2 separate regions of the Homo sapiens genome follow, and region 2 is linked to region 1. A link is an interaction called in ENCODE POLR2A ChIA-PET data of the cell type or tissue named here. Cell type or tissue: GM12878. All regions are shown on one strand.

Evidence for each region. ChIA-PET counts read pairs that join two places held together with the same protein. Peaks named below come from ENCODE experiments on the same cell type or tissue, not always from the same donor. Only the 100,000 strongest peaks of a DNase experiment are listed, where the experiment ranks them.
Region 2: POLR2A ChIA-PET joins it to region 1 with 6 read pairs; 2 of 35 experiments call an interaction of 5 or more read pairs at or near these places.

Annotation. Positions count from the first base shown.
Region 1 is chr10:24,651,438-24,653,937 of GRCh38, reverse strand. All of the region lies in intron 4 of ARHGAP21 (Rho GTPase activating protein 21), which reads left to right. Among named protein-coding and RNA genes, the nearest start is that of ARHGAP21, 71 kb to the left of the region's middle. In GM12878, no CTCF peak of the experiment used is centred here; DNase peaks (open chromatin) are centred at 738, 1,137 and 1,307; H3K4me3 peaks cover 1,448 bases; H3K27ac peaks cover 1,793 bases.
Region 2 is chr10:24,886,475-24,888,974 of GRCh38, reverse strand. All of the region lies in intron 3 of PRTFDC1 (phosphoribosyl transferase domain containing 1), which reads left to right. Among named protein-coding and RNA genes, the nearest start is that of PRTFDC1, 65 kb to the left of the region's middle. RefSeq lists an enhancer at 1,137-1,346. In GM12878, no CTCF peak of the experiment used is centred here; a DNase peak (open chromatin) is centred at 1,204; H3K4me3 peaks cover 437 bases; H3K27ac peaks cover 1,100 bases.

The DNA.
Region 1 (2,500 bases):
GTCTTTTCACCTTCTTTTTTTTCACTTTCTTAGTAATGTCCTTTGCTGCACAAAAGTTTTTAATTTTGATAAAATATAATTTATCTACTTTTTATTATTTTGCTCATGCTCTTGTTGTTAAAAACATTTTGATGAGTGGAAGAAATCAAGCACAAAAGAGTACTATCTGATTCCATTTATATGAAATCCTAGGAAAGAGTAATCTAAACAGGTCTGTGAGTTGGCATGGTGGTTTGCACCTGTAGACCTGGTTACTGGGAAGGCTGAGGACAGAAAGATTGCTTGAACCCAGGAATTCAAGGCCATCTTGGGCAGCATAGCAAATAGTGAGACCTTGTCTCTTTTTTTTTAATTTTTTTTTTTTTGAGACAGAGTCTCTCTCTGTCGCCCAGGCTGGAGTACAGTGGCGCGATCTCAGCTCACTGCAAGCTCCGCTTCCCGGGTTCACACCATTCTGCCTCAGCCTCCCAAGTAGCTGGGACTATAGGCGCCCGCCACCACGCCTGGCTAATTTTTTTTGTATTTTTAGTAGAGACGGGGTTTCACCGTGTTAGCCAGGATGGTCTCGATTTCCTGACCTCATGATCCACCCGCCTTGGCCTCCCAAAGTGCTGGGATTACAGGCGTGAGCCACTGCGCCTGGCCAAGACCTTGTCTCTTAAACAAAACAAAACAAAATCCTCTTCTAAACAGGTCTGTGGTTTCCTGAATTGACTGGGAAAGGGTACCAGGGAACTTGTTAGCATAATAGAAATGTTCCATATCATGGTTATGGTAGTGGTTACATGGGTGTATGCAGTTGTCTAAACTTATTGAACCCTGCACTTAAAATGGGTATTTTTTATCTTATGTATGTTATACCTCAATAAAGCTGATGTTTGTAAAAAGAATATGTACAACCTATCCAATCTACTGTTAATTGACATTGAATTTTTTTCAGTGTTTAGCTACTTCAAACAATGCAGCTATGAGTATTCTTGTATGTGTACTTTTGTACACATTTGTACTCATTTCTAGAGGGTATGTATATCTAGGCATTGCTGGGTCATGGGTATGCATATGATTACATTTAGTAGATGCCGCTAAACAGTTTTCTGAGGGGACCGTACCCATTTACACACTCAGCAACAGTGTATGAGAGTTCCGCTTGCTCTGTATCCTCACTGACACTTGCTGTTGTCAGTCTTTGTAATTTTAATCATCCTAGTGGATGTACAGTGGTGTGGACTATGGCTTTAATTTGGATTTCCTGAAGACTAATGAGGTTGATTACCTTTTATTTGGATTTTACCTGTCAGTTCTTTTTTTATTATTAACTTGTAGGCATTCTTTAAATATTGTGGATGAGGACTTTGTTAGTGATATACTATTAGCAGGTAATTCAACCTGTGACTTGCCTTTCAGTTTCGTATTAGTAATTTCTATAAAGGGAAGTTTCTAATTTTAATGTCCTCTGAATGATCAGTCTTTCCTTTTGTGGTTAATAGTTTATGAGTTCTAGGTAAGAATTTTTTTCTACTCCATGGTCATGCAGATATCCTCCTGTGTCATCTTCAAGATGCGTTATTCACAATTAAGCCTAAAGTCCACCTGAAATTGATTATTTTTGCATATGATATGAGGTCAAGATGAATTTTTTTCCTATGTAGATATTTATTTGGCCCCACACTATTTTGTGGAAAGTCCATACTTTCTCTAGAGCTCTGTAATACCACCTTGATCATAAATTGTATGTGTGTAGATCTGTTTCTAGACTTGCTTCTGTTCCAGGGATTGACCCATGGCTCATTTTTGTACAGCCTCCAAGCTAAGAATAGATCTGTATTTTTATAGGGTTGTTAAAAAAAGAAGAATATGCGACGGAGATTGCATGTGTCCCAGAAAGCCTAAAATATTTACTGTCTGGCTCTTTACAGAAAAAGTTTGCCAACCTTTGTTCTATTCCATTGATCACTTTCTTTGCACCAAAACAACACTATTTTAATTAATGTGGCTTTATAATAAGTGCTGCTATTGGGTAGAATGTCTTCTTAGAATCAAATTTTCAGTTTCTATACCCACATGAAAAAAATTCTGTTGGAATTTTGATTTGTTTTATATTGTTTATAATACTGGAATATTTGAAATATGGAATCTTTTGATCTATGAATCTGGTGTATCTCTCTCATGAATGAGTGTTAAAATGGTCTGCATCTTTTGGGATAATCCTTGGATTTTTCTTCCTTAATCACTTAATGTAGTAGATCATGTTGATAAAGTTTTCAAATATGAAACCAGCCCTGCATTACTGGACTAAACCAAACTTGTCCACAGTGTGTGATGCTTTTTATATATCACCAGATTTGGTTTTCTGTTTTATTTAGAATTTTTGCATCTCTGCTCAAGGATTGCCTTCACCTAAAGTCAGGCCTTGATCTGATAATTGGTGTTGAGTAGCAGACATCAAGATGGAAGCATAAACTAAACCAGGATGAGATATGCAGAAGGCTTATTGGGGGCA
Region 2 (2,500 bases), 240 kb before region 1:
ATTTTCCAGATGAAGTAAATGAGAAATCAAATGAGTTTGCCACAGTTTCCCAGAAAGTAACTGGTTAAGTCAATTATTCCAGCTGATCATAATAATTTCTTTTTCCACATTGCATCTGGAAACCATTGCCTGCTTTTAAGTTTTGCTGTGTTGAGTTATGTAGAGATACCACCACATTATTGATGTATATTATATATTATGTTACTTTATGGCTTACCAAGACCTAAGGGTACATTGATACCTTTTCTTTCTAAGCCCTATCTGACTTTGGTCAGTGATTTGTATAGAAAATGTGAACCCAGTAAATAACATTCTAGTGTTTTTCTGTAAACACTAACAAATTTTAGCTACATGAATGACAGCTACTCATAGAATTAAAAGGCAGCAAAGCTTGGGAGAGTGGAAAACGTATTGGAATAAAAGCTAAGACACTCGGTGCCAGGTCTGGTTTTGTCCTTAATTCACTCCCATGTCCGCTCCCTTCCCTTTTACAGATAATACAAGAGGCAAATTCAATCCAATAGACATTTTATCAAGGGCCTATTGGGTAAAGCACTTTACATATGACATTTAAATTAAACCTCACAACAACCCAAACGGGTAGGTGTCACTGAACTCATTTTCTAGAAGAGAAGACTAGCATCAGGGAGCTTAAGACAGGGGCAGGGCAGGGTCTGAGCCACTCTTTGAGTCCTACACCATGTTCCTTTCTATGTCCAAGGCCCTGTTCAGTACTAAGGAATCTTTAAGGAGATAGGTGTAAAGTCCCTATCCTCGAGCTGCTTTCAAAACAGCAGAAGTGGGCCTGGTGCAGAGGCTCATGCCTGTAATCCCAGCATTTTGGGAGGCCAAGGCATGAGGACCACTTGAGCCCAGAAGTTTGTGACCAACCTGGATGACACAGCAAGACCCTGTCTCTATAGAGATACAAAAATTAGTCATTCCCAGTAACTCAGGAGGCTGAAGCAGGAGGATTGCTTGAGCCCGAGAGTTTGAGACCAGCCTAAGCAATATAGTGAGACCCTGTCTCTACAAAAACTACAAAAATTTAAAATTTAAAAACACAGAAGTGAACAGATGCATATGCAGTGAACAAGGGGTAGCTAATATAACAAGGAAGTAACCAGTGCTGCCTGAACGGGTGCTACATGCAAAGGAAGTGGGTTGGCTGGAGAGATCACTTCTGGCCTACAGTTGTGGTGGGGTGAGGTTCAGGTGATAGTTTATAATGAAAGTGGAACTTAATTTGGATATCTAAGCATGATTATGATTTTGACAGGCAGAGATGTGACAGAGAGCCATGCTGGATAGAGGGTATATTAGTCCGTTCTCATTCTGCTATAAGGACACACCGAGACTGGGTAATTCATAAAGGAAAGAGGTTTGACTCACAGTTCTGCAGGGCTGGGGAGGCCTCAGGAAACTTGCAGTCATGGCAGAAGGGGAAGCGAACACATCCTTCTTCACATGGTGGCAGCAAGGAGAAGTGCAGAGCGAAGGGAGAGGGGGGAAGCCCTTATAAAACCATCAGATCTCGTGAGAACTCACTATGATGAGAACAACATGGAGGTTGTTCTCCATGATAATTGAATCACCATGATTCTCCACCAGGTCCCTCCCATGACACGTGGGGATTATGAGAACTACAGTTTAAGATGAGATTTGAGTGGGGACATGGCCAAACCCTATTAGAAGGAGTATTAACGGCCGGGCGCGGTGGCTCACGCCTGTAATCCCAGCACTTTGGGAGGCCGAGGCGGGTGGATCATGAGGTCAGGAGATCGAGACCATCCTGGCTAACAAGGTGAAACCCCGTCTCTACTAAAAATACAAAAAATTAGCCGGGCGCGGTGGCGGGCGCCTGTAGTCCCAGCTACTCGGGAGGCTGAGGCAGGAGAATGGCGTGAACCCGGGAAGCGGAGCTTGCAGTGAGCCGAGATTGCGCCACTGCAGTCCGCAGTCCGACCTGGGCGACAGAGCGAGACTCCGTCTCAAAAAAAAAAAAAAAAAAAAAAAAAGAAGGAGTATTAACAAGATACAAAGATGTAAAATACAAAGATGGTAAAATGCAGGATACGCACTAGATTTAGCCCACAAGTTGATGTGTGTGGAACATAGACCCTGGCTACTCAAAGGGTGGCCTGTGGACCTGCAGCACCCCCATCACCTGGGAGCTGGTTAGAAATGTGTAAAAAATTAGCTGGGCATGGTGGCACGCACCTGCAATCCCAGTTACTCTGGAGACTGAGGCAGGAGGATCTCTTGAGCCCAGGAATTCGAAGCTGCAGTGAGCTATGATAGCACCGTTGCACTCCAGCTTGGGCAACATAATGAGACCCCGAATGTAAGGGGGTAAAAAAAGAAAGAAACACAGACTCTTAGGCCCCACCCCACACATACAGAATCACAATCTGCACAAGTGATCCATGCACAGTGGAACACACTAGAGTGCAGGTCACACTGAAAGGCAGATTGTGATCAGGCCAATACGGAAGCTGCC